Regions from separate parts of the Mus musculus genome. Here regions 1, 2, 3 and 4 are each linked to region 5. Evidence: chromatin loops called from intact Hi-C (ENCODE). Cell type or tissue: heart. All regions are shown on one strand. Links, peaks and the distances in the headings refer to the core of each region. The heading gives the core; the rest is flanking DNA. Region 1 holds the start of Ctcf (CCCTC-binding factor). Region 2 holds the start of Atp6v0d1 (ATPase, H+ transporting, lysosomal V0 subunit D1). Region 3 overlaps Ripor1 (RHO family interacting cell polarization regulator 1). Region 4 has its middle 8.3 kb from the start of Ripor1. Region 5 holds the start of Carmil2 (capping protein regulator and myosin 1 linker 2).

Region 1 (5,538 bases), core at 165-5,164, 49 kb before region 5:
CTCTGTAGAACAGGCTGGCTTTAAACTCAAAGTGATCTGGCTGCCTCTATCTCCCAAGTGTTAGGATTAAATGTGTAAGCCATCACCACTTGACCCCCTCTACCACCTTTTAAAACATCCCCAGAGTTGAGATGATGCTCAAGGGCAGAGACCATGGCTTTGGGTTGGATTCATACCGCCCAAAGGGAGACAGAACAAAACTCCCCCCTGACCTCACATCCTTCTGCACCTATTCCCCAATGTCTGCTCTACCCACAGCAGAACTCAGGCTGCCTTCATGCACTGTCTCTATTTCCTTACTCTCCTGTTTACTTTTTAACCCATTCTACTCAGGTTAACCTCTTCAGTTAATCCATATGAGTCAAGCTAAAGTCACCATGATCTTTCCCAGCTATCTCCAAGGTAATAAACTCAATAGCTAAGCCTCTGGCTGAACTGTACCGGAACTCTCAGCATCTGAAAACCAGAAACCTCTCTTCCTGCCTCAAACTTACTTCTGGTCTTGGATTCTACAATCCAACAGTCTAGACTTGTCTTTCTGTTTACTTCCTTGTCTATTATCCTCTTTCTAATCTTGGACTTTCTCTTCTATCTTTCCTCTAAGTCCAGTCATGGAGGGAAGCTCCACAACAGTGGGTGAATGGACTCAAGATGTTTAAACACATTTGCCTTAGTTACTGACATCTGAACAGTGGGATCTTACATGCTTCTAACTTTCCGATTCTTTTGGGGGGAATAAACAATATCTATTGATAATGGACCAGCATACCCACAACACAGCCCAGATGTATATGAATAGGGCAGAAGCTTGCTGCCAGGTGCATTTGTTATCCAAACAGCTAAAGCAAGAGAACTGGGACTACAATCCCGAGTCACATTCCAAGGCTATGGGGGGCGGGGAGAGAAGATGATTAGAACACCTGCCAATAGGGTCTTCCCGGGAAAGGGAAGGGATTAAGTACCACCGACTGGGAACCGAAATAAAAAGAACAGTCTTAAAAACTTAGACGTTCACGGTGCCAAATACAGCTAAACACGACTGCTGTGGTGTGGTCTGCTATATCTCCGGACTGAGGTGACTCTGTCCCGATTCTCTTAATTTCACATTCGGTTTTCTAAGGCCCTTTTCTTGGGAGGAAGACTACTAAGATCCCCGGGCGAAGCCCCTAGCAGTCGATCTTGAGCACTGGGCAAGTGTCGGAGAAGTGAGAGAGTGCGGGAACTCACTGCATTTGACTCGGCGGCGGGACAGGGTGCAGAGCTAACCCCGGGTGGGAGGAGACCGGGCAGGGTAGAACCCTGGCGCTTCCTCAACCCCCACGGCCCCAGCCCCGCGCGCTTACTTCAGCTCCCCGTCGTCCTCCCGCCCTTCGCAGCTTGGAGGGAAAATGAGCGAGCTAAGGAAATCAGGGCAACTAGGCGGAGACCCGATCGCCCAGAAGCCGCCAGCCTCCGCCCAGGGAAGCCCCACCCCAATGGGAACCAGGCCGCCTCCGCGCCGCCGGCAGAGCCCACGCGCGACCCGGCGAGGGCGCGGGAGGGCGCGTGCGGCGTGACGCCGCGCCTCGCGGCGCATCCCCGTGACGCCATCGCGCCGGCTTTTGAAAGTTGGCGCCCGGGGCCGCCTCCCATGCTGCCCTGCGCCAACCCCTCCCCTCACCTTTCCTCCCCCGCCCTCGTCGCCGCCGGCCGGCCCCCCCCACCCGACTCTTCCCTTATCAGCACCCGCGGCCCCGGCAGCGCCGACGCAGGCGCACTGCACCGCGCCGCCGCCATTTTGTGTCCGAGCCTGTGGAGCGATTAAACCGTGCGCGGAGCTGCTTCTTTGGCGGCAGCGGCGACCAGCAGCAGCCGGTGCGGGCGCGCGGAGCCGGCCGGGGACGCCAGGTGGCCGGAGCGGTGGAGCGGCGGCGGAGCGGGCGCCGCGGGGGGTGTGGCGCGAAGGTAAAGGGGGCCCGGGGTGGAGGAGGTTTCGCGGGCCGCCTCTAGGTGTCACGATGGGGCCGCTCCGGTCGGCGCTGGCTGCAGCCCGGCGCCAGCGCCAGCGCCGCCGCCGGGGGGTGTTTGTCTCCCTCTACCGTCCCTGCTGCGGCGCGGCCGCCGCCATTGCCCGGCGCCGCCGCCAGGGCCTGGCCAACCCCCTCCACGCCCGCCCGCCCGCCCGCTAAGCTTCCCTCCTCCCAACATGGTAGGCCTCTGGCGGCGGTGGCGACAGAGGCCTGCGCGCTCGGCGACTCCATTTTCCTTCCTTTGTCTCTACCCTCGAGGCCGGCTTTTGGCCCGGCTGATCTTCGGGCCACGGCCCGCCCTCTGCCCCTCCCGCGACGGATACCCCTTACCGAGTCTGGACCCTCTGAGGCTCGGTTGCCGCCGCTTGCTTCGCCTAGGGGTTCTGAACCCTCGGCCGGCCGCTTAGCCAGGTCCCGGAACCGTGTGGGTGTCGGGTCCCGACCGACGCGCCTCAGACTCCCCATCTTCAAGTCCAGCCGGTCCCGGAACCTACCCGATCTCCCTGCGTTGCTTCTCCAGCAGCTGGGGTGCTCTCTAGTCTCTCGTAGTCCGATCGTCCCCGCTGCCGGTCTCCGTCGCCGCCGAGTGTCGCAGGCGGCGCTGCTGTGGCTGCGAGCAGAGGGGACCCCTGAGCTGCCGAGAGCTCCCTCTGCAAGGCTGGCTGAGCTGCTCGCGCCTCGACGCCGCCCGAGCGGGCGGGGGAACGCGCGCTCGCCGCCCCCGCCGGGCCCCGCTGCGCCCCCAAACTCACGCCAGGGCATCGCGCGGGACCCGACCGGTGCGGCCCCCAATGGTGCGCGGAAAAAGACACGAATTCCTGCACCAAAGTAGTTTTTCTCCAGCTGTATTCGCACTCTTTCAGCCCCTTGAAACGATAGCAGTCAGACTTGGTGCGCTCAGAAATCTCAAAAGGGACTGAAACTTAATTTCACTCTCATCTCAAGTGATGTGATAAACTCATAAATTCGGGAGCATGGGCTGGTTGCGATGGTACAGGCGACGCTGGAGTTTGCCTCCTATTTAAAATGTCCTGACGCTAACTTTGCACTCCACTTAGGACCTGATGCTCTAGGGCTAGGCTAAGACAGTTCAGCCCCTCTCTAGAGATCGTGCAAACCGATCTAATGCGCCAATAGGGTAGAATGAACTTATTCATGACTGGACTGGTAATTTGACTGTTGGATGAAATGTGAGGGTTGATGTTGTAATTGGATCCTGGGTCACTTGCAGCAGATGGTTTATAAATTTCTGTGCCTAATGTAACTACTCTTTAGTATCTGACTTCCTGTATTGAGTTTAGCATTAAGTAAACATTAGCAAAGAGACTTAATACTTTTTTGGAGTTTAGATCAACTAAGAAAGCTAAAATTCCAAGGCATCCATAGGCAGGAAAAGAAATTAAACAGGGTATTTATCCTGGCATTAAGTCTTTTGCATTTAAAAGCTTCCTTTGATAAACTGCTGGAGTAACCTTTTCGTACCCACTCTAACACGGATTTTCTTTTTTTTTTTTTGGTTTTTCGAGACAGGGTTTCTCTGTATAGCCCTGGCTGCCTTGGAGCTCACTTTGTAGACCAGGCTGGCCTCGAACTCAGAATCCGCCTGCCTCTGCCTCCCGAGTGCTGGGATAAAAGCCTTTCCCCACCACGCTTAACACGGATTTTCTTACCAATTAGCCACTGATGTGTGGCTTAGGTTCTTAAGAAAAAAATCTAGGTTGACATTTTCAGAAAGAAAAGATAATGAGGTGCTTTAACACACCAACACACACACACAAACACACTGTCTCTCTAGCTCTGGCTGTCCTTGGAGCTCTGCAGACCAGGCTGGCCTCAAACTCAGATTCACCTGCTTCTCTCTCTGTCTTCCTAGCCCTGTGGTTAAAGATGTGCTCCAACGACGCACTCGCTTCCATCATCTTGATGCTAAGAAAGATTGTGTTGTTTACTGTGTGTGATTTCAGTTTGGAGGTTTTAGCAACCCACATTGTATGCAACTCTTTGAACACTCCCCAACCTTTCTGCCCTCCATAAATGAACCCAGGATTCTCTGGCTGGTTAGGCCACACTAGCCACACATTGAAATCCTATGAAACTGCTTTCGTGATGCTTGGGCATGCTATGCAAGTGTTCGGCCTGTGCACTGTGTTCTTAGTCATTTCAGCAGCACCTCATTCCTTTTTTAATTCTCCAGAATGTCCTTCCTCACCTTCTCTCTTTAGTAGTAGTGTAGAGTGCCAGCCTTGTAGAACTTTGTTTTTAAAATGTATTAAGCCAAACTATGTAATTTATTATATTCTTAGAGTTTTACTGTCAAGTTTGTGTTTGACAAGTGCCATATTTTGTTTATGAAAAGAAGCTGCACAAGTTCCCAATGGTAGTGAATGACAGTGCTTCAGAAGTAGAGGCAGGAGCATAGGAGTTCAAGGTTATCCTTGGCTTTGTAGCAAATATAAGGCAACCCTTTGCTGCATGAGACTGCCTTAGCAGATTGAGTGGTTGGGATTTGTTTTTGTAGCACTGGGGTTTGAACTCAGTGCCCTGGGTAAGCCAGGCAAGTGCTCTCTGAGCTATTTCTTTAGCCCCTTTCTAGTTTTGAGGTAAAGTCTCTTTAAGTTGCCTAGGTTGGCCTTGAATTTACTGTGTAGCTTAGGTAGGCCTCCCACTTTCAATCCTCCTAATTCCGAAATACCTGGGATTACAAGCTTGAATCCAGATACATTTAAAGTTAGGGTGGGTCAGGATTGAGTGGCTAAATTTAGTCCCCAATACTACTGGAACAAATAAATAGCAAATATTAGCAAAGTACAATGATTCCTTTGAAAATGTCATGAAATGTGTTGTTTTGTATGCTTATGATTTTTAAAAATGGAAAGGAAACAACTAAGTCTATAAGGAAAATAAATTGGAGGAGGGGAATTAATGCAAGATAACCCAAAGGGACTACTTTTTTAAAAACTATTTTTGTTGGGTATAGTGCTACATATCTTTAATCCCAGCTCTTGAAAGGCAGAGATAGGCTGATCTTTGAGTTTAAGACTAGCCTGCACTGCTTAGAGAGATCCTGTCTCAAAAATCAAAAAGAAAAAAAAGGTTTTTAAGTTTTTGTTGTTTTTATTTTGAGATAGTGTCCCACTATTTAGCTCTGGCTAGCCAGGAACTGGCTGTGTAGAACAGACTAGATTACCCACTCAGATCCACCTGCTTCTAACCATGACTAAAGACATGAGTCACCATGTTCAGTGGCCTTTGTGTGTGTGAAAGTCAGGACAACACGGTAGAGTCCATTTTCTCCTTTCTCTTTGGAGCTCTGGTTGATCTAGAACTTGCTATGCAGACTAGGTTGTTGCTGAACAGATCTGCCTTCCAAGGGCTGAGAGTGAAGTCTTGGGTCATATCACAGCTGACTTCTTGGAGATCCTTCCCCTATACTCATTTTCTTTTCTTTTTCTTCTTCTTCTTTTTTTTTTTTTTGTTTTGTCTGTAACCGTAGCCCTGTCTGTCCCGGAACTGACTTATGTAGCCCAGG
Region 2 (5,529 bases), core at 1-5,000, 120 kb before region 5:
AACATTATTTTTCACTTGACGGGACTAGTTTTCAAGGTAAACATTAACTGTATGAGCCCAACTTAACATCAGAAGTATTTGATAAGAAGTTTCTACATTGGGTGAATCACCCAGCCTCTTCCAGCTACAAGCCCCTTTCTTCAAAGGAATCCTTTAGGACTCAGAGATGGGAACTCATGTCTCTGTCCTTTACTACCATGTGCGTGGAGGGTCTAGAATTAGGGACATCTCTAGCTTAGTACATCTGCTACAGTTGAGCCATCTAACTTTAGATCAGTGGTTCTCAACCTTCCTAAAGCTGCAACCCTTTAAAACACCTTATGTTGTGGTGACCCCCAACTATAAAAATTATTTTCATTGCTGCTTCACAACTGTAATTTTGCTACTGTTGTTAACCATAAATATTTGTGGTTTTCAATGGTCTTAGGTGACCCTTATGACCGTCAAAGGGATGGTGACCCACAAGTTGGAAACTGTTGCTTTAGATTTATGTGTTAAGAAAGAGGAACTTGGGGGCTGGCGAGATGGCTCAACGGTTAAGAGAACCGATTGCTCTTCTGAAGGTCCTGAGTTCAAATCCCAGCAACTACATGGTGGCTCACAACCATCCGTAAAGAGATCTGATGCCCTCTTCTGGTGTATCTGAAGACAGGTACAGTGTACTTACATATAACAATAAATAAATCTTAAAAAAAAAAAAAAGGAAAAGAAAGAAAGAGGAACTTAGCTTTCTGTCACTCTTGTGTAAGAAACTGGTGCCCTGCCGGGCGTGGTGGTGTGCGCCTTTAATCCCAGCACTTGGCAGGTGAATTTCTGAGTTTGAGGCCAGCTTGGTCTACAGAGTGAGTTCCAAGACAGCCAGGGCTACACAGAGAAACCCTGTCTCGAAAAACCAAGAAAGAAAGAAAGAAACAAACAAACAAACTGGTGCCCCAACAGTGCTGGGGTGGGGTGTGAATGCAGGTTGGGGCCAAATACTTGTACGTGAATTTCTGATTTACAGAGCCACCTCTTGCTTTTCCAAACAGTCTTGAAGACTCTACACAGCCAGCGGTTCAGAGCTGGGAGGAACCTCTCGCTAAACTGGCTTAGCAATTCCCCAGGACGACCCAACCCTCAGACCAACACCACCAAGACACAACGATTCTAAAGCCCTTGGGGGAGGAGAGAAGCCTTTTCCATCTAACTTCCCTAGGCACTGCCACCCAACAGGCCTAGGGTTGGGCCAGGGGGAAGAAGCTTGGAGGCGCACTCGTCGCGCCGGCTAACCAATCCTCGGGGACCCGTCCTTCTAAATTATAGGACTAGCTCGACGAGGTTAGAGGCAACCCGAGCCCAGGTAAACCACTGCGGTTCTTGAAGGCTTGTTTACGTCTGGGCCCCCGCGCAGAGCCGCAGCTAGAGGCAGACTCCTTCCTGACATGCCCACCATCAATCAGCTCGCGGGTTCCCAGAGGCCTCGCGTGCCCTTCCCGGCTCAGGGAGGCCCCCCTCAGACAGCCCGGACCCGCGGCTCACCCTCGAGCGTCTCGCACTGCACCAGGTTGAGGTAGTCCGCCTGGCTGAGCACCCCGGCCTTCAGGCCGCGCACTAATCCCTCCAAGTAGCCATTGTCCACGTTGAAATAGAGCTCCGGGAAGAACGACATGGCTGCGGCGGGGGTGGGAGGCGGCAGGGGAGGCGGGGGGCGGCGGGACCAGAGAGCCCCGATCTGCCCGCACGCAACTAGACTCCCCGGATCAGCTGACGCGGCGGCCGCAGCGGGCTGTCAAGTGCGTCAGGTGACGCACCGCGTCTCACGTGACCGCAGTAGGGCCTGGCTCTTAAATGGCTCCAGTTTCCGGGCACCCTGGCACGCATGCGTTACTCTGGAGTGCCCGACCGGCTATAACTGCCCTCCCGGCGCCTGCGCACTAAGGAAAGGCGGCCCTGGAGCGCCTAGCGGAGAGCAAAGAAAGGTCGATGATGGAAATCGACCGCGTGGTGGTGCTAATACCCTCAGGATGCGAGGTGGGCCCTAAGTTGAGTTTTCCTGGGTTTGGCGCTTCTGTCTGGCTTCATTAGGGCCAGCCGGGTAAAGCTGAGCGGGTGTGCTATTCCTTAGGCTGTCGAGGCTGTCTCCTACCAGACAGAAACCGAGGTCCAAGGAAGAGGAGGGGAGAGTTTCGGAGCCAAATGGTTATCCTCCAACTAGACTTTACACCCGGTAAGCCGCACTGCGCCCGCTTTCCCGGCGTTTGTTGCACTAGTTCTCTAGGACCGGGGTGTGGCCTTCTGATTTCCCCAAGGGGCCTGGTGCCTTAAACTCGCCCATATATGTGGTTCAGATGATGGTGTAGCTTAGACCCCGAGGTTATGGTGTGTGTGGTTCCAGCATGACGACGCCCCGACAACCCTTCGACAGCCACGTTTGAAATAACCACAGCTTTAAGGTTAAACCGTCCCATCCTTTATTCTCATCCCCTGCCTTTGCCCAAACAACATCCATTGGCTAGGTGCGACTACAGAGGTTCGTGGCCGTACCCAGCTTGCGGCAGTAGCAAAAGGCATTGAAGAAGCGGCAGTAGCACGTAGCGCACGGGTCGCAGCAAGGTACCTGCTGTCCCAAGCAGGACTCGTGCAGCCTTACACAGCGACGCGGAGAACGAGACTCGCGGTTCTGTGGATCTAGCACCTGCATTCGTAGGGGAATAAGGTTCAGGAAACTCTCAAACCCCGACCCCAGTAGGGTGGCAGTGGACTGAGGTCAGGGAGGGGCTGCAGTTCTGCCCAGGTTGGGTAATCCGGAAGTGGGGAGAGATGATGGTATCTGATGCGCCCTACCTTCTACTTTATCCCTTTCCCTAATGAGTTACCTCCGCCAAAGCTTCTGCCTTCTGCAGCAGAACTTCTTCTGCTCGGTCTGCAGTTGTCTTCTTGAGGCCATTCAGACTTAGACCTGGGGCAGAAGATGTGAGGGCCACACCCACCATGCACCAAGTACCCACCTCCCTAGGTTGGGATTGGGATTGGGGAAGGAGGTCTAAGCCTGGGCGGGCAGGTCTGTGGCCAGCAATGGTCGTTGCCCCACATATCCCCAACCTGACCATACTCACCTGGGAACTCTGGGAACAGAGCCTGGTCAGGCCTTCTGATGCCCTTCAGTGGAGCCACGCCCATCTGGACCCCCAGTGTGGGAGGCAGTGCCAACAGCAGAACACAACTCAGCAACATTGCAGTCAGCATGGCCTGGCTCAGCAGGAAAACCCCCATTTAGTCTCTCCTCATCCTTAGGGTACCCTACCAGCGCTGAGAGAGATGCTCCCAGAAAGTCCCAATTCCTGTATAGTCTTTGTGCTTACCTTTGCTTGCTGATCTTTGCCTAGGGATGTCCTGGTCTCTTGTGCCCTGAGCTTATATGGCAGTGCCTAATAAAGGGTCCACACGTGACTGCTTCCTGTAGCCAGGGCATGAGGTGCCTCCCTGGAAAATGGAGGCACAATTCAGGCTTTCTCCCTAAGACCTGAACCTTTGGGTGTTCTATTAGAACATCTCCAATTTGGCATGAGACAGCCAGGAACCAATTAAACTTTGGGAACAAGATAGGGTGTCCAGACCCCAAAATTTCCATAAGAGCAGAACCTAGGGATGGGTCATGCTAGAACCATTAGCAATAATAAGGCAGGCGGCCCTCTGATCTTAATTTAATTTCTGTCCCCACAGATGTTCACTTAGTCTCCCTAGGACATGTTGTTTCCTTTGCTTCCAGGAACTTTGTCAAGGGCACCAAAGAGGGTCAGTATCACCATGCAGCAGTGAAGTGAAAAACTAGACCCAAGGTTTCTTTGGAAGAGAGATCAAAAAAATCCCTTATAGCCAAAACCAAACCCACCCTCCTGGCTCTCCCTCCTCTGTGCTTTCCTTAAGACCCCCCCCCCTACACCTATTTCCATCCCCACGCCCCCTTTCTACCTAAGGTTCCTGGAAACCAAGGGAGCAGAAAACACTGTTCCCCCGGTGGGCATACAGCTTCAGAGGACAAAGCTTTCAGGCCGCCTGCTTCATTAGTGTTAATGGCTGCTCCCTTCCGCCCTGTGTTGTCAGGTCTCTGCCTACGCCTGGCCTCATCAGCTTGACAGAGTAAGGACTGCACATTTGTGGGTGTAACAGGACCCATGGGACTTTTTTTTTTTTTTTTTTTTTTGACAGAATCTTACTATGTAAGGCCAGGCTGGCCTCCAATTTACAGAAATTCACCTATCTCTACCTCCTAAGTGCTGGGATTAAAGGCATTTGCCATGACACTTGGTGAGGTTTTTATTATTATTATTATTATTATTATTATTGTTTTTGCCTGCATGTGTGTATGTGCAGCAAGTGCATGGCCAGTACCCACGAAGGTCAGAGGAGGGCTTTTGGGTCTCCTGGAACTAGAGTTACAGATGGCTGTGAACCACCACATTGGTGCTAGGAACTAAATCTGGGTCCTCTGCAAAAAGCAGCAAATGTTCTTAACCTCTGAGACAACTCTCCAGCCCCTGTTTGGTGGGCTTTCTAGAAAGCATACACATGCTCATTTGGAGAAGGGATATACCCCAGTCCACAAGGCAATAAGAAAAGAAGAAAGACCTGTCAGGTATACAGCCCAGTCCATACTGACTCTTCTGATAAGGTGGTTGCCTAAGGAAATCCTCCCCCCCAAGAATGAAAAAGCAGATTGCCCTCTGGGAGCCTTCTCTAGAGTCCACATCAATGTTTGGGTTCAAGCTTCACAGGAAGAAGGTGCTCTGCAGAGGATGGGCCTAAATAAAGTACTGGTATCTGGAGTCAGGCTGGCATTTCATTCTCCTGCAGGTGACTCGGGATACAGTCCTCAGAGCTCAGAGTCTACTTTCTACTTCCCAGGTTGAGGAGCTGGGGAAGCCCCTCTAGGGGAGAAGTCCTCAAACTCTCCCTTAAGACAGCAAGGGAACAAGGGTCAGTTCTTTTTTTTCTCCCCTAAGAATGGTATAGGCAGTTTGATGAGGCTGTCATTGACCTGTTTGGAAGCTGATCTGGAAGTCTGATGCCCCACTTCAGGACTTTGTCTTCTTTGGAGTAACAGGGAAGAGAAATTGGGCGACTATCTGTGCCTCTCAGAGCCTCTCAGAGCACAGGGACAGCAATCCACCAAGTGTACATGAGGTGCTTGCCCAAGATCTTTTTGTTTGTTTTTTTTGTTTGTTTGGTTGGTTTTTCGAGACAGGGTTTCTCTGTGTAGCCCTGGCTGTCCTGGAACTCACTTTGTAGACCAGGTTGGCCTCGAACTCAGAAATCCACCTAGCTCTGCCTCCCAAGCGCTGGGATTAAAGGCGTGCGCCACCACTGCCCGGCCCAAGATCATTTTTTAAAGATTTAGTTTACGTATATGAGTACGCTGTAGCTGTCTGGTGTCATACACACCAGAAGTGGGCATCAGATCCCATTACAGATGGTTGTGAGCCACCATGTGGTTGCTGGGAATTGAACTCAGGACCTCTGGAAGAGCAATCAGTGCTGTAAACCACTGAG
Region 3 (5,538 bases), core at 316-5,315, 63 kb before region 5:
CCTCTAGAAACTGGGCACATTTGGACCCCTGCGCTGCCAGGAGGCCTGGGCCCTGGAACGGCTGCTGCGGGAAGCGCGTGTATTCCAGGAAGTGTGTGAACGCAGCAAGCTATGGGGGAACTCTGCCACATCTGCCCAGGAAGGTAAAGGCCGTGTGGGCCTGGGCTTTGATGTACGTCTGGACCCGCCTGCTCCCCCTGCCTGGTTCGCTCGGTTGCTGATACTTCTTCCCGTCCTTCACAGTGGTACAGTTCTCCGCCTCTCGGCCCGGCTTCCTGACCTTTTGGGACCAGTGTACAGAGGGACTCAGCCCCTTCATCTGCTCTGTGGAGCGGGTGCTCCTCACCTTCTGCAGCCAGTACGGTGCCCGTCTTTCCCTGCGCCAGCCAGGCTTAGCCGAGGCTGGTGAGTGAGTGGGCTGCCTACCTACCTGCCCCTTCCTTCCATCTCAGCTCCCTTAGGGAAGTCCTCATCAGCCCGTACTGACTGACAAATTGAGCACTGAAGAGAATCCGTGTCCTCCAGAGTGTGGCCAAGGAGTCCCTGGGCATGAGCTAGACCGGGGACCCTCCAGAGGGTGGCCAAGGAGTCCCTGGGCATGAGCTAGACAGGGGCATTGTCTTCCCCCTTAGAGGCCTGGGACTATTCCAGCTCAGGCTGTGGTACTGTCTTTTGCAGTGTGTGTGAAGTTCCTGGAAGATGCCCTGGGACAGAAGCTGCCCAGGAGGCCCCAACCAGGCCCGGGGGAGCAGTTCACCATCTTCCAATTCTGGAGTTATGTAGAAGCCTTGGACAGCCCCTCCATGGATGCCTATGTGACAGAGACTGCAGAGGAGGGTGAGGCGGTGGCCCTGGCCACAGAATACTCGTGCCGTGGGTGGTCCTGAGGGTGTAAATGATGAAAGGTGAGAACAAAGCACCCTCCCCAACTACTTCTTTCAGTGTTACTAGTACAGAACCTGAACTCTGATGACCAGGCCGTTGTGCTGAAAGCCCTAAGGTTAGCACCGGAGGGGCGCCTGCGAAAGGATGGGCTTCGGGCTCTTAGCTCCCTGCTGGTCCACGGCAACAACAAAGTCATGGCTGCTGTCAGCACTCAGCTTCGGAGCCTGTCACTTGGTCCTGTCTTCCGGGAAAGGGTGAGTTTGGCAGGATTTTCCTGGGGTGAGGTTAGGGTTGTGGGCTCCTGGTGTCTACGTCTGCCCATTCTACCCATTCCCAGGCTCTCTTGTGCTTCCTGGACCAGCTGGAAGATGGGGACGTGCAGACTCGAGTGGCCGGATGCCTGGCTTTGGGCTGTATCAAGGTGAGTCCCTGCCGACCTGCCTCAAACGCTTTCACTTCAGGGCTGTTTCTACTTGTTAGACTGAACCTGCCTCCATATTCTGTTTGCTGATAGGCTCCTGAGGGCATTGAGCCCCTGGTGTACTTGTGCCAAACAGACACAGAAGCTGTGAGGGAAGCCGCCCGGCAGAGCCTGCAGCAGTGCGGTGAGGCTGGGAAGTGGGAGACACCACGAGTTAAGGGGATTTGGGAACATCTTGGCTATTGGGGGTAGGGTGAGGGGATGCCAGGTATGGGGAGGCCTGGAAGATGCCTGGGCCACTCTTGACCTTATATTTGGACATTACAGGGGAGGAAGGACAGTCTGCTCATCGACAGCTAGAGGAGTCCCTGGATGCTCTGCCCTGCATCTTTGGGCCCAGCAGCATGGCCAGCACAGCATTCTGAACTCTTAATTGCCGGCTCCCAGTGTCCCTTCCCTTGTTTTCAGGGCTCATCAGGCACTGGCAGGGAGGGTGAAGGCTGGTTCCAGTCACCTCTCCCCACAAATTCCTATCAATGAAAATCTAATATATTCTTTTGTTACCACTGGGGTTGGCAGAATGCCTGAAATGAAGTGCCTCCCAGCCGCGGTTCTGCACAGTCTTTGCCACACACAGTGTCGGAGGCCTGGCCATTTGGTCAGCTTGCCTTGCCTCATCACATCCCTTGGGTTTGTATTTTATTTACAGAGTTTTACAGAAAATAAAAGAAAAAAAAGCAAACTGTGTTTCCTACATGGCTTGGTGCACTCCCGAACCTCTGCTCCAACGCCTTCTGATGTGTTCTTCCTGGCCCTGTTGTGTCCACACCCCCGCTGTGACAACCACATGAGCGCTTGCCCTGGAAATCCTGGTGGAAGGAAGCCCAGAGTCCAGGGCTGGGCTTGGAGAAGAGAGACAGAAGGGAACTAGCACTGCTGAGCAGGCTGAGCCTGCAGCTGAGACCAGGAACTATAGCCCGAGTGCATCTAAGCTCTGCAGCTGGCCCAGACAAGGTCCTAACTGATTATGCTAGGGCAGCTGTGGCTAGAGAGCAAGGAGTACGCCGCAAGAAGTGCCTGAGCTGTCGCCACCAGGGGGCAGCAGAACTGCATCAGTGGACAGGCTTCTCTCTGCACCCTTCTGACCAGGCAGCTTCCTTCCTGCAGTGGACCTCAAGAAGCAACTTTAGGTTGTGGGGAGAGGTGTGAAATCCTTGCTGAGGGGAGGAGCCTGCGCCTGGGAAATAGGAGACCCGGATGGCTGCCCTGTGAACCAAGACTGCAAGGTCTTTCCCTCCCTGAGGCACCTCCTTCCCTGTAATAACAAACCTGTGAACTCTGTGTCCCCTCCCAGCCGGCAGACCTGTGTTGAGGAAGTAGGACTCACAAGACGGGGCTTCCCTGCCTCCAGCACAGGAGTTTGTTATCCCAGGTTAGGAGACCTTCGGGAGGAACTTGAGGGTGGCATGGCAGGACTTTGCAAAGAAGGTCCTGAGGGAGTTCCACACCCATGGCTAGAAAAATGGACCCTCCATTCGCCTACCACAATTTCTAGTATCCAGGAGATTGGACATGCGGAAGGGCTCCCCAGCTTGAGCCCATTCTGCTGTCCCAATACTTAAGGTGATAGCACACAGCAGTATGACATTGTGTGCACAAAGCTGTCATGGGGAAATGAAATGGGGAGCACTCCGGAAGAACCAATTAGATGTCAACAGTTGCCTAGATGAGGTGGGGGTGGGGTGACCCAGATCCCTGGGGAGCCTTACCCCAGTGCTTTAGAACTGCTGTGAAGAGGTTTGTGCCTGTGCCCTCACCACCTGCTGGGGAGGCCATGCTGAGCAAAAGAAACAGCAACAGGAAACACCTGTGAGTGGCTGCTGGCGGTTCACTATGGTCTGTGGGGGTAGGGCCGGCAGACAGCACTTAAATACCGGCATAGCAGGGCAGGGTAGGGCAGTTCAGCTTTTGGATGGTCAGCTGGAGTGAAATGGGATAGATAAAACAATTAGGTGACAGACCACACCAATGCCGCCTATAGCTAGTCAGTTCTGAGGCAGTCTCAGAACCATCTGCAGGCCTGAAGCCACAGAATCGGCCCACTGGTGGGTCAGGAATGCTCAGAGTGTTGGAAAAGTGGAGTCAAACCCTGGCTGAGCAGGTCTTAGGAAAGTGAAGGCAGTGACTGGACCAGAACAACATCGTAGGACAGTGCCTGGCAAGAAATATAGGATGGGGAAATGAGCTCAATTCTGGCTGTCACCGAAAATCTTGCTCTTCAAAACAGAAAGATCAAGACCCCTCTCTCTGTCTTCTACAAGGAGGGTCCTAAGGCCAGAGCTTGGGCTTTCTGTCCCAGCTGAGAAATGTTGAGACCAGGGTGGATAGGAGCTAGAATTTGAGCACAGCCAGGTGAGGATCTATCAGGGTCAGGGGGATCCTCAGGCCTTTGTCCTTCAAGACTTCCCGGACTTGGTGCAGGACAACCAACCACTTGACCTCTCCTCAGCTCATGACCTGAAGTCCAGCTGGCTGGTCTCTTAGCCCAAGTGTAGGTCTTGTCTGTCAGATTGTGGAAGGCATACAAAGGGCTCAGCTAGCTGCCCCGGAACCCTTTTACTTCTTAGGCTGCTGGAGAGACATTTGTTCTTTCTGCTCACATTCAGGACCGCTGCCCCAGGAAGCGGTAGATTTACGATGCTATCAGGAGTCATGGGTATTAAAGGTCTCTATAACATGAGTCTCATTATTTAAGGCCACCTAGGTCATTACCATGTCCTGGCTATCATCTTCAGAATTCTGCATGGAGGAAATTGACATGTGCACACTGGAAAAAAAGAAGAAGAAGAAGAAGAGGCTGAGGTGGTCAGGATACAGTTTATTGTGTTTATTGTGTTGGTGGCTGCAGGGTTTCCTTCCATCCCCCCCTTTCCTCTTGCCCTCTTCCAACCCGATCTTTGCTTCTTGTTTCACACTCTTCTTTCTCATGAATTCAAAGCTGCATGACCAAAAAGAAGAAAAAGCATGTTTATGCAGGCAAGGAAGCAGATGGGCTGGCACATGGGAAGAGGACTGCTTCTTTGTCTCCCCCACAGAGCGGGGGTGCCTTCCTTGTACGATCCTGAGTCTGGTATGTGGGCACAACTTGCTGAGTACCAGCACATGAGATGTTCTCTGCTTTCTCTCCATCCCCTCAGAAAGCAGTGTACTATGCAGAATGCCCATCCCCAAGGCTCCTGGGGGACTGGAGAGGCAGCTCAGCAGTAAAGAGCACTTACTGTTCTTGCAGAGGGACTGGGTTCAGTTCCCAATATCACAACTATCTCTAGGCACTTACATACATGCAGCCAAAATGCTCATACACACAAGTCTAAGAAAGAAAAAAAGAAAGAGAGAGAGAGAGAGAGAGAGAGAGAGAGAGAGAAAGACAGACAGACAGACAGGCAGGCAGGCAGGCAGGCAGGCAGGCTGGCTCTGGGCATGGATGCTGGCTGGGCTGAGCTTTTCTGGATGTGGGTAATATGAGAAGGTGAGACTGGAAAGACTCCACCTCCTCTTCTGAAAGTTAAGGAAGCACAAAGTATCATTTAGAAAATCAGGCAGTCAGTGGCCTGCAGTGACAGCCATAGTCTAAAGTTGATGCTAACATTCAAGGACCAGCTGCCTCTGAATGTATGCTACATTCCAGGCATATGGACATACGGTAAACACTGACTTTTATGTTACATTCCAGGCATATGGACATACAGCACACGCTGACTTAGGATAGCTGATTAAGCAGCTGCTTTGCTATAGCTAATAACAATCTATGTTCCTAGTTCACTTCTCTGACCTTTTCGTCCTCCTCAGGCACCCCTTAAATGTCACTCCACAGAGTTCTACTCTTGAAACACGTGACTCCATGTATATGCTGAGGCTAATGTCAGTGACTCAGTTTTTTGTTTTTGGGGTTTTTTTTGGTTTTTCGAGACAGGGTTTCTCTGTATAGCCCTGACTGTCCTGGAACTCACACTGTAGACCAGGCTGGCCTTGAACTCAGAAATCTGCCTGTCTCTGCCTCCCAAGTGCTGGGATTAAAGGCATGCGCCACCACTGCCCGGCAGTGACTCAGTTTTTACTTCACTTCTCTGACTCCAACTACAGACTGGATGTCTCCTTTTGAGCAGCCAAAGCATTTCAAATTCAACAGCCCAAAGCCTACTTTGCACTACTTGGATCTATCTATTCTCCAC
Region 4 (5,538 bases), core at 163-5,162, 89 kb before region 5:
TGGCAGCGCAGACGAGAAGCACTCTGAACATCTGTGCCGGGCAACAAAGATGGTACCATCCGGGGAAGGTAAGGAGACGGCGAGAAAACCGTTCAGTGTCCCAGGCTTCTAGCCACTCATAAGCCAGCAGGTTTTCCTTGAGCATCACACACAGGAGGGAGGATTGATGGGGATGGTGGGGAGGAGGGGGGACACGCAACTGTGGGGATTTGGGGGGCTGTTCTAAAGAACTTCAAGGAAGGCAGTTTGGGGAGCAGAGGCACAAGAGTAAACTGGGTGGAGCCTTTGTATTCTATTTTTGGTTGTTTGCTTTGTAAGTTTGTTAAGGTGGAAGGGGCCCTTCCTAAGAGCCAGGCGGCATCCTCTGGCTTTTTGTTCACTCACAGAGCATTTTGGTTCTGTTTACTGAGCTCTCTGAACAAGGGAACTGGGTCCACCTGCGGGGCAGGCAGAGGACGCAGCAGTATCAAAATCCCAAGGTATAGCGGAGCGTGTCGGGGGGAGGCATTATTTTAAGCCCAGCACTCGGGTGGATCTCTGAGTTCAAGGCCAGCCTGGTCTACAAATCAAGTTCCAGGACAGCCAGGGCTACACAGAGAAATCCTGTCTTTTAAAACAAAACAAAACAACAAAACCCAAACCAAACCAAACCAACAAACAAACAAGCAAAACTCCCAAGGTGTAATCATGAACACTCAGGGCAGAAGTCCTGTGGTATGGAGCACAGTGGAGGTCCCGAGGCCAGAAGAAACACTGAGCCGACCTTAAACGCTAGCCTGGTCGTGGGGAGAATAGGCCTGGGGAGATCTGTACTTTTCAAGGCCAAGGCTGAGTGGGGGAGTTCCACTCAGCACATTCTCTTCTCTATGACATTAGAAATAATTAACCTGGGGACCATAACTGCTGCCACCAGCACCCTTTAGGAATTCAGGCCCTCCCCGAATGACGTGCGGCCAGCACTCCCACGGCATAGCCCCGAAGGCAAAGGGAGTCTCAGGAAGATTTCATCAGATGGGTTGACCTGTGGTCACTATACCAGCTCCCTCGGTGTCCTGGGACAGTTCCTGGGTTCTAATGAACCCGAGCTCATGGCTGCTGTCCAAAGACAAGATCACCTAGGACAACTCTCTTCCTGTCTAGTCTTATCAGACCTTCAAGACTCCTCAGTTCACAATGGCATCTTGGGAAGCAAAGAAACTCGGGAGAGGAAGGTAAGAACCTAGGTCTCAGCTTAACTTGGTCACCGGTTTACCGTGATGACCAGCGACTGTGACCTTCCTATCCTTAGAACTCACTGGTTTTTGATATCTAGGTCTTCTGGGCATAGGAAACTAAGCAGTCAGGTGATTCAGCCTTGATATGGCCTTGGAGGAGGGTACTCCATGTAAGAACAGGCAGATGAGGGTGTTGATAAGTGACAAATTTAGGACATCCTGAGGACAAAGGACAGATTCCTGACCAAGCCTGGAGTCTCTAGGAATGATCCAAAAGGCACTAGCATCCCAGCTGGGAGCTCACAAGGAAGGGGGTGTGAGTCAGGTAGGCAAAAGCAGTGAAAGCATTCAGGTGCACAGACCACCCTGTGCAGAGACAGAGAGATAAGAGGGGGTGCAGTCGGGGAACATGAAGTCTGACAGGACTTAGGCCCTCCTATTGGGGAACTGGCCAGAGATGAGAAACCAGTAAGAAAGCGAGGAGGGGCAGGGTCCAACCTATAGAGGGAACCCATCCTATGAAGAGTAGAATAAGTCAGGAAAATCAAGGACAGAGTTTCAGATAGATGGGTAAGGGTGGACAGGGTCCACCTCTATTTACAGATAGAAGAAAGTGGAATGTCAGAGAAATGGCCACAGGAACACAACTGCGAGGAGATGAGATCAACTTCACACACTGAGTTTGAGGTCCCCAAGGGTCATCCTAAGTGAAGGGACTGAGAGAAACTCAAGACGCTACTGTGGATTCAGAAGCAGGGCCCTGGAAACTGTTAGGATACCAAGGAAGAGGGAAGGAGACCCAGCCCCCAAGAACCAGAAAGAGAGCTAGCCAGAGAGAAGCAATTAGAATTCCCACAGTTGCAGTTACAGAAACCAGAAGAATCTTCCAAAGAGGAAAAGATGGGGACTGGAAGAAGTGGGGACTGAAGTGAGGGGACAGGAAGTGAGTGTCCCTCCTAAAGAGGCTTTCGGTTGTGTAGGTAGTCTTCATGGTGATGGTGTTCCAGGGTGCCTGAGCGGAGACCAGGTTTGAGTATAGGCAGGACTGTAACAGCAACCGAGCATGTTGTACACCACACACCCCAGTCACGATTCGATTCGAGAAGACAGGTTGAGTTAATGGGGCACCCCGGGTAACTTTGTAACTGCACTGTGGATACTTCCCACACGGTGGCACCAAAGGCCAACTCTGCCTTTTGATTTGGCCCTGACTGGGCAGGGGTCAGTTTGGGGATCCTTCCTAAGTCTAGTAAGTCATAATCCAGGGTAGGAGGGGAATGCCAGGTGCCTGCTGTCTAGGACACTTCCCACCTCCACCAAGCCCTCCCCCTAGGTTGCTGTCAGAAGATCTCTAATACACACAGAAACAACTGCGTGCCCCACTCCATAGCCTTTACTAGGAGGCGTGGCCTAAGAGGATCCTAGGGGAGCAGCTCATCCCATGACCTGGGAGAGGCAAGGACGTGCCTCGCACTTGTCCCTTAGGAGAAAGGACTCAGGAAGGAAGGAAGGACGCCCAGCCCAACTCCAGAGAGGCACAATCACCCCACCCCTGACCCATACCAAACCAGCGGGGCCCTGCTCACTGCTCCCCCTGGAGGTTTGAAACTGGCCCAGCGAGGACCACAACAGAGACACAGCTGGGTGTGCTGGGTGAGCTCCCAGGGAAGTCAGCTTCCTTGCCCAGCCTAGAGACTTAACACCTCCGAGTGCAGAACTCAGCCTGGAGTTGTCCAAATAAGTAATAGCCATATTCCTTTCCAAAACGGTGCCCAGTTTGCTGAAACCTTTCATGGCATAAGTAAATACTAAGAGGAACATTTAATCAAGAAATTACAACTCTAGCTGGGCAGTGGTAGCACATGCCTTTAATCCCAGCACTTGGGAGGCAGAGGCTGGCAGATTTCTGACCTGGTCTACAGAGTGAGTTCCAGGACAGCCAGGGCTATACAGAGAAACAACCCTGTCTCAAAACAAACAAACATTTACAACTCTGGGACATGATGGTCAACTTGGACAGGAAACCAGTCACAGGCAGCTCTCATGGACAGAGGTTCTGGAGCCTTCTTTACCACGCTGTGCTTGTTGTGTTGAGGGACCCAAAACTCCCAACATATACAAAAATACAAAATTCTCACTTGCCACCCAGCCCTGCCCCTACTCTGACCTTCCCTTCCCACTGGCCATGGAGTACCTATGAACTCTTCACCAGTCCCTCACTGATCTTTGGTGCCTTGTGGGCTCTTCTTCCTTCCACCCTTCTTCACACCTTTTCTCCCCACCCCTTCAGCCCCCTAACACTAGGAAATAGAAAAGAATAGAGAGGGAACAAAAGAAATCTCTGAATGAAGTCAGAGGTCAGAAACGTTATTGTTAGACTACTTAGGGGCATCAAGTTCCTTGGGGCAAGTTTAATGTTCAAAGTCAGGATATCCAATTTTGTCTTTTTGTTGTTTCTTCTTTGTACACAACTGCTTAACAAACCATGACCAGCTGGGCAGTAGTGGCGAACGCCTTTAATCTCAGCACTTGGGAGGCAGAAGCAGGCAGATTTCTGAGTTCGGGCTACACAGAGAAACCCTGTCTCAAAAAAATAAAAAACAAAACAAAACAAAAAAACATGACCAACACCAACAAACAACCAACCAACAATTTACCCTGACTCTTTGGTCCCTAGCATGTATATCTGAAAAGTCCCCAGAATTCCAAACACCACACAGTCGAAGAAACTATCTGCAGCTGGCAGAATCTCACCCTTGCTAGAGCATGAGGCAAATCATAGTCAGCTGCTGTGGGCAATCTGAAGCAGCCCCACATCCCACCCCGGGATTAAAACAAAAACATATTCTTATGTTGTTGTTTTTTTTTTTTTTAAAGAAACCAAAATTCCAAACCTGCTACTACACAGTACGCCATCAATTGAGCTCTGATGAAACAACATTTTCAAGCACATATTTTTCCTTCTCCTGGCCCTGCTTACTCCAGCCCAACTTGCTCCAGCCCACAGATTTTTATTTATTTATTTATTTATTTATTATATTTACATATACACTCTACATGTACACTGTAGCTGTCTTGAGACACTCCGGAAGAGGGCATCCAATATCATTACAGATGGTTGTGAGCCACCATGTGGTTGCTGGGATTTGAACTCAGGACCTTTGGAAGAGCAGTCAGTGCTCTTAACCACTAAGCCATCTCTCCATCCTTGGGGTAAGTTTTCAAAGGAGGTTAACAGGGAAAAACAAGGCTTGTGCTTGATATTTTGATAATACAACATTGCTCTGAAACACTCAAGCTAATCCCTCCTCCTTTTCCGAGTGCTCACTCATATAGTATGCCCATGATTGCCAATCTGAAGAGGGTATCTCATTGTTTATATGGTGCTCATTAATGAGATGGCCCTCCTTAAATTTTTTTTTAGTGTTTTGAGACAGGGTTTCTCTGTGTAGCTCTAGCTGCCCTGGAACTCACTCTGTAGACCAGGCTGGCCTCGAAACGCAGAGATTAGATTATCTCTGCCTCCCGAGTGCTGGGATAAAGGGCGTGCCCCACTAAATCACATTCTTTCAATAGTTCAGGGGATGGAACACAGGACCTTCCCTGTACATCCTTGACTCGTGCTCTCCCAATGAGCTACATTCCCAGCCCTCTAATTGCAATTTTAATGAGTGAATGGATCAATACAGCTAAAGCCCCAGGAAGAATTGTCTCCAAGAACAAGGTAGGAAGGGTAAGGCTTACACTTGAATTTGAGGCATACCCTTGGCCCATCACCTTTGACATCCATGATAAAAAGTAAGAGCTAATCCTAGGCGGTGGTGGCACATGCCTTTGATTGCAACAATCAGGATGCTGAGGCAGGCAGATCTTTGTGAGTTCCAGGCCAACCTGGTCTATAGAGTGAGTTCCAGGACAGCCAGGACTCCACAGAGAAACCCTGTCTTGAAAAAAAAAAAAAAACCAATCCCCTTTCCCTCAAAAACAAACAAACAAACAAACAAACAAACAAACAACAACAAACCCAGCCGGGCGTGGTGGCACATGCCTTTAAACCCAGCACTCAGGAGGCAGAGGCAGGTGAATTTCTGAGTTCGAGGCCAGCCTGGTCTACAAAGTGAGTTCCAGGACAGCCAGGGCTATACAGAGAAACCCTGTCTCAAAAAAACAAAAACAAACAAACAAAGTAAGACCTAGGTTGGGGCTGGAAGGGTCCAGAGGATGAATGTAGGGGCATAATAGCCCCCATACTTAGTCCTTTTCCTAAGGAGAGCCTGTCTCTGTCAGCAGCATATATTGGAGTGTTCTGGTAAAGCGCTTGCCT
Region 5 (5,522 bases), core at 523-5,522:
GCCCCTGCTTCCGTGATAGACCTGAAGTCTTGCTGCTCTTGTACAGCAAGTGTCACCAGAGATGCTGATGGGAGAGAGCCTGTGCTCTTGAGATCTGCTTAAGGAAGGCTTAGGGTCCATCTCTGTTCTTAGCCAGGCCCAGGGGAGTAGAGAGAAGCTTGGTTCAACCTTGGAGAGATAAAGAGCATTGGTAATGGTAAAAGGGCCTGAGAGCAAGCTCAGGTAGTAATTCTTGTTCCTTAGCTGTGTGCATATGTAACAGAAAGTCCCTTTAACAGAACAGCTAGCTTTCACCTGCATCGTCAGCATGGGTATTCAAATTACCTTAAAACCTAAGAGTACATCTGTCTTGGTGGAAAGGCTCGGATAGGAAGTGAGGTTCTAATGAAGACAAAGACAGAATGGTGCTCTTGAACGACTCATGCTTCCTCTCTTGTGTGTCCATTAAACCCCTCAATATCAGAAGTCAGTCATCACTGTTAGGTCAGTTACTGAGCCTGCGTCTATAATCTGTAACGTGTACCCTACCCCTGGCCTGTCTTCAGCCCGTTTGCACCTGAGTGAGCCTTCATTGGTTTTATTTAGGTCCTCTTGTAGTAAAACCCACCTGTCGCGAGTTAAGTCTTGCCGATGCACCAGGGGCCCTCATCCCGTGTTCCTCAGCAAACAGTTGATTTGTTCTGTTGGGAGTTCCGCCTTCACCTGGAAAACTGTAAAAGAGTGGTGTTGGTTGGTTTTGTCACTCCTCCACAGGCCACTAACCCAAGGCATAGAACTAATTCAGTGTAAATCTGGCCTTGGTCTTGAGGGTGCTTCTACTTGGGCATTGCTATAGCCCTTTGGCAGTCAATCATTTTAACCAGAAAAAAATCCCTGTGGGGTAGGTTTTCTCTATTTTTGACATCGCAGAGTTGCCATGGTAAACAAGACACACATCTCAAAGGAAACATTGAAGCCGGGCATGCTAGCACACCACTACAATACCAGCACTGGGGAGGAGGAGGCAGCAGTTCCAAGGCTCTGTAGCTCCCACCATTCCATCTACTTGGAAGTGAAGCAGAAAAGATCGCTACAAGTTTAAACCCAGCATGGACTACTTAGTACCCGGCAGCCAGGGATGGCAAGACACTATGCCAACAAAAAGGGGACTGGAGAGATGACTCAGTGCTTATGAGTACTTGCTGCTCCTGCAGAAGACTGGAACTTGGTTCCCAGCACCCACTGCAGACAGGTCACAACTACCTATAGGTGACCTGATGCCCTTCCGGGCTCTGTGGGCACCCATACACAGATACACACACACACAAAATTAAGTTCTGAGAATAATTAGTGTCAAAAGCTTCCAAAAGACTAGTGAGGTTAGGTGTCAAGAAAAACTCATTTACTTTGCTTTCAAAACCCACATTCTTCACAATAACGTGCACGAGAGTAAATTTTGTCACCCTATAAGTCATTTGTGACTTCAGATGGCCTTAGAGTTAAATTTCAGGCTCGGGCTAAGAGGCATAGGGGCCTTCTGGTTCTGCAGCTCTTTTGTATCAGCTCCAGCGAGGCCGTCCCTGTCGGCCTTTATATGTCATACCATATACTTGCCTAAGTGTCACTGCCTTCCTCCAAGTTGTTTCTCCTTTATATCTACTTTCCACCTTCTATGTTTCGGTGGAAGTTGGCAAGTCGGCAAACATGTTAAAGGGCTGTCGCTTCACAGCACAAGAAATTGAACTCCGGTTTCATGTAGATAAATACTACTGCCATTAGCCATTTTATTTTGAAGACACGGGGTCTCTCTGTGTTGTCCAGGTTAGCCAGAAAGTCCTGGGCTTAACATGAACCAGAGTGACTGGGACTTGGTGGAGAGGGTCCCGCTTAGAGGACACTCCCAAGTCATCCTCTGTCTGGGAAAGGTAGAGATGGGACAGAAGCCTAAGAGATTATAATACATAGTTGCTTCTGCTCTCCAAGACTTTGTCTTTCTCTTTTGCTGAACTGTGGGTAGGGCAGTTAGAAGTGGGATTTAATGAAGTCTGTGGGGTGGGGGTGTGTGGGTAAGATCTGAATCAGCCCCTTTTGTAGGGTAGCATGCTTCTGGCTAGTATACTCATCCCAGCTCTAGGCTCAAGTGAATCCTCCCTGAACTTCAATGCAGACAACCTGAGAACACAAATACCAGCACCAGCCTTCAGTGAGATTCAGGTCATAAATTAGCTACAGATGTTCCCAAAGAGCCCGCATCTAAATGAGAGGAACCTGTTACAAAGGATTATGGCTAATCTGGTTTTTGAGACAAGGACTATAGACCAGAATGACCTCAAACTCAAGAGTCCTCCTGCCTGGACCTCCCAATTAAAAGCAGGCACCAACCATGGTCCAGTCAAAAAGTCTGGCACACCTCTAAAAAGTGCAGCCCAGGCCGGGTGGTGGTGGCGCACGCCTTTAATCTCAGCACTTGGGAGGCAGAGGCAGGTGGATTTCTGAGTTCGAGGCCAGCCTGGTCTATACAAAGTGAGCTCCAGGACAGCCCAGGCTACGCAGAGAAACCCTGTCTCGGGGAGAAAAAAAAAAAAAAAAGGGTGCAGCCCAGCCTCTTTTCTTCCTGCCTGTTTTTACAGTGCTGGGATTACAAATAGGTTGCCAGACTCTTAAATTCGTATCTGAGCAGGGCAGAACCTTGGGTGGTGGGTAATTTTTACTGCACAGAGACACAACTGCTCTGGCTTCCTTTGAGTTACTCCAACCTACCCAACCTGTGTCTTGGGATAGATCAAGTTAGTTAGGCCTTTGGCATCCCCTGGAGGGTGGCGTCCCCTGGTGTTTGCGCCCGGGACTACGGGGCAGGGTGGAAGTAGGGCACCAGGCAAGGGGTGAAAAGGCAAGACCCTCTCCCCTACACACCACACCCATGAGTACCCGAGTACGCGGAAGGAAAAGTCCCTGAGCGACAGCAACAGTCAAGATTCGACCATCCTCCCACAACCTCCCACCCGGGGCGAACTCAGCCAACGAAGCCGGGGCGGGGAGGGGCCGGGCCGGGGGCGGCCTGGCAGGAAGAAGCGCGTACCTTCCGCTGCAGGAGGAGCAGGTGGCTGCACTGCTGCCTGGGCCCCTGGCTTCCTGTGTACGCTCCTGCCGGCTGCTTTTTCCCGCCAGAGCTCATTGGGCCGTCCCGGCCCTATGGCACAGACCCCAGACGACATATCCTGTGAACTGCGAGGTAAGCCCTGGGAGCCCACCTGGCCATGAAGAGCCTGACTCCAAACCAGACCTCTCCTCTCGGCGCCTTAGGGAACTTGACCAGGGGTTTTTGTTCTGGAGGGAGGGCCAGTGCCTAAAAGTCCGCTTCATTTCTTCCTAGCTGATCCACACATGAATACCTGGGCACTCAGTCTAGCACAGACCTTGGGCACAGAGTGGCCCTAATAGAGGAGCCAAAGTCACCCAGTAGACTGTCTTTCCACAGGCGAGATCACCAGGTTCCTGTGGCCCAAGGAGGCGGAGCTGCTGTTGAAAACCTGGCTTCCCCAGGAGGGTGCCGAGCAAAGCCATATCCTGGTATGGTAGCCAGGAGTGAAGCTCAGGACAGTGGCCAGACCCTGCACAAAGAAACTTGATTTCCCTAGAGTATTAGTCTTTTGTCTCCCCCCAGGCACTGCTTCGATGGAGGGCATATTTGCTGCACACCTGCCTTCCCCTGAGGGTGAGTCCCAGGCCGGGCCAACACCCCTTCCCCTTCAGCAAGGGACTGCCTTGCGCAGCTGTCTTCTTTGCCCATGCTGGCTTTTACTTTCCAACAGCAGACAGGAGGGAAGTCTGGGCAGGTCTAGCTCAGGATGCCACAAAATCATGGGCTGTGGAGAGAGGACCTGGGTTCAATTCTCCCACCACCAGGTGGGCTCACAAGTGGTTGGAACTCTAGTTCGAAGGCACCCACCACCGTCTTCTGGCATCTTTGGGAACCAGGCACACAAGAGTGGTACAGAGACAAACATGCCAGCAAACACCCAATAGTACAATTTTTAAATTTTAAGAACAAGCTAGGAGGTGGTGGTGCACGCCTTTAGTCCTGGCACTAGGGAGACAGAGGCAGGCAGGCCTGGTCTACAGAGTGAGCTCCAGGACAGCCAGGTCTACACAGAGAAACCCTGTCTCAGGAAAGAGAAAGAAAGAAAGAAAGAAAGAAAGAAAGAAAGAAAGAAAGAAAGAAAGAAAGAACGAACTAGGCTCAAGAGAGTAGCAACAGTCAGTTGGAATGACTCTGATGCTTTCCAGGTGGACTGTACATTCAGCTACCTGGAGGTCCAGGCCATGGCACTACAGGAAACACCCCCTCGGGTAAGAAAGCTGGACCCCAACTTGAACATACACTCCGCTTGATCATTTATTCCTACACATATCACTCTGAATGGACAGCGCTTCCACCACACAGGGATCCAAAAGGCTCCTCCTTCCCCAGGTCACCTTTGAGCTGGAGTCCCTGCCTGAACTGGTCCTGGAGTTTCCCTGTGTGGCTGCCCTCGAACAGCTGGCTCAGCATGTAGCTGCTGCCATCAAAAAGGTCTTCCCTCGCTCAACCCTTGGGTGAGGCTTAGAAAATCCAAGGGGTGGGGCAGGGCCTCAGTGAAAGCTTTTCATCCTTCAAGGAGCTAGAAGTCCCTTTTGCCTCTTCTCCTTATCCCCTGCCTAGGAAGCTATTCCGGAAGCCCACACCCTCGTCTCTGCTGGCTCGACTGGAGAGAAGCCATCCCTTAGAGTCCACCATACCCAGCAGTCCGTGCGGTGAGGGCCAAGTCAGAGCCGCATAAACCTTCCAGTTTGCCTCCATGCAATCCTAGTCTCTTGGTATTGGGGGGGCTCCCCAAAGTGAACAGGGCCACTTTTATCACTGCCGCCATCTACTATGGGGCTGACCTTCCCCTGTCTCTGACTTAGTGCCTGTCTGTTTCCCTATCACTCCCCCGACACCTCTCTAGGTGGCTTCTTGGAAACATACGAAGCTCTGTGCGATTACAATGGCTTCCCATTCCGAGAGGAGATTCAGTGGGTGAGGGTAGGGCCCTTTTGGGGGAGTTCTGGGGATGTTTGACGCCCCTTGTGTGTGCTAAGCCCCTCTACCCTTTGTGGCCCCAGGCTAGCTGTGACTTTTTTTCTTTACATCTAGGATGTGGACACTATCTACCATCGCCAGGGCTGCCGCCACTTCTGCCTTGGAGATTTCAGCCACTTTGGCAGCCGGTATGAGGCCAGCCAGGATTGGGAGGCGAGAACTCCAGCACCCAAATTCCTAGTCTGTCTGTAGAGGGGGGATGCTGACTGAGCCCTGTGTTTGGAAGGCCCTGAGCACTGCATTTTCTCTTCCCCGCGATAGAGACCTGGCTTTGAGTGTAGCTGCCTTATCTTATAACCTGTGGTTCCGGCGCCTCTCCTGCGAGGACATGAAGCTGGTGAGAGAGTACACACAAAAGGGAGTGCCAAGGGTGTAAGGGTCAAAGTTCAACCTGATGAGTCACGACCCTCTTGCTCTCAGA

What was found. A loop is a pair of places that touch in the nucleus more often than their neighbours do. Peaks named below come from ENCODE experiments on the same cell type or tissue, not always from the same donor. Only the 100,000 strongest peaks of a DNase experiment are listed, where the experiment ranks them.
Region 1: it touches region 5 in a loop (2.2-fold over the local background); 17 of 42 quality-filtered maps call a loop at or near these places.
Region 2: it touches region 5 in a loop (5-fold over the local background); 8 of 42 quality-filtered maps call a loop at or near these places.
Region 3: it touches region 5 in a loop (5-fold over the local background); 23 of 42 quality-filtered maps call a loop at or near these places.
Region 4: it touches region 5 in a loop (3.0-fold over the local background); 8 of 42 quality-filtered maps call a loop at or near these places.

Annotation. Positions count from the first base shown.
Region 1 is chr8:105,634,777-105,640,314 of GRCm38, forward strand. It overlaps Ctcf (CCCTC-binding factor), which reads left to right and starts at 1,762. Exons shown (of 12, transcript NM_181322.3): 1 at 1,762-1,944. It overlaps Gm5914 (predicted gene 5914), which reads right to left and starts at 2,698. Exons shown (of 2, transcript NR_151742.1): 1 at 2,504-2,698. In heart, for the core only: a CTCF peak has its summit at 2,086; DNase peaks (open chromatin) are centred at 1,435, 1,745 and 1,925; H3K4me3 peaks cover 4,004 bases; H3K27ac peaks cover 2,992 bases.
Region 2 is chr8:105,564,265-105,569,793 of GRCm38, forward strand. It overlaps Atp6v0d1 (ATPase, H+ transporting, lysosomal V0 subunit D1), which reads right to left and starts at 1,800. Exons shown (of 8, transcript NM_013477.4): 1 at 1,519-1,800. The coding sequence starts at 1,648. Agrp (agouti related neuropeptide) reads right to left here. Exons shown (of 5, transcript NM_001271806.1): 2 at 3,342-3,462; 3 at 3,096-3,228; 4 at 2,856-2,938; 5 at 2,431-2,674. The coding sequence starts at 3,225. The coding sequence ends at 2,492. Gm38250 (predicted gene, 38250) reads left to right here and starts at 1,916. Exons shown (of 4, transcript NR_168532.1): 1 at 1,916-2,010; 2 at 2,105-2,206. In heart, for the core only: a CTCF peak has its summit at 1,980; DNase peaks (open chromatin) are centred at 1,847, 2,667 and 3,077; H3K4me3 peaks cover 2,378 bases; H3K27ac peaks cover 2,239 bases.
Region 3 is chr8:105,620,172-105,625,709 of GRCm38, forward strand. It overlaps Ripor1 (RHO family interacting cell polarization regulator 1), which reads left to right. Exons shown (of 22, transcript NM_001081241.2): 16 at 8-143; 17 at 244-405; 18 at 679-837; 19 at 943-1,139; 20 at 1,223-1,306; 21 at 1,400-1,490; 22 at 1,634-2,048. The coding sequence ends at 1,731. It overlaps Gm5914 (predicted gene 5914), which reads right to left. Exons shown (of 2, transcript NR_151742.1): 2 at 4,165-4,304. Among named protein-coding and RNA genes, the nearest start is that of Mir1966, 7.5 kb to the left of the region's middle. In heart, for the core only: no CTCF peak of the experiment used is centred there; DNase peaks (open chromatin) are centred at 2,340 and 3,100; H3K4me3 peaks cover 638 bases; H3K27ac peaks cover 709 bases.
Region 4 is chr8:105,594,140-105,599,677 of GRCm38, forward strand. It overlaps a transcript of Ripor1 not described here. Among named protein-coding and RNA genes, the nearest start is that of Ripor1, 8.3 kb to the right of the region's middle. In heart, for the core only: CTCF peaks have their summits at 2,388 (motif pointing right) and 2,815 (motif pointing left); DNase peaks (open chromatin) are centred at 482, 732 and 2,712; H3K4me3 peaks cover 1,984 bases; H3K27ac peaks cover 2,012 bases.
Region 5 is chr8:105,683,103-105,688,624 of GRCm38, forward strand. It overlaps Carmil2 (capping protein regulator and myosin 1 linker 2), which reads left to right and starts at 3,172. Exons shown (of 39, transcript NM_001357333.1): 1 at 3,172-3,211; 2 at 3,458-3,549; 3 at 3,644-3,694; 4 at 4,267-4,329; 5 at 4,451-4,575; 6 at 4,682-4,773; 7 at 4,968-5,038; 8 at 5,156-5,229; 9 at 5,363-5,438; 10 at 5,522. The coding sequence starts at 3,172. Gm33578 (a long non-coding RNA gene) reads right to left here and starts at 3,118. Exons shown (of 2, transcript XR_387987.3): 1 at 3,059-3,118; 2 at 1-710. In heart, for the core only: a CTCF peak has its summit at 2,810 (motif pointing left); a DNase peak (open chromatin) is centred at 2,829; H3K4me3 peaks cover 1,054 bases.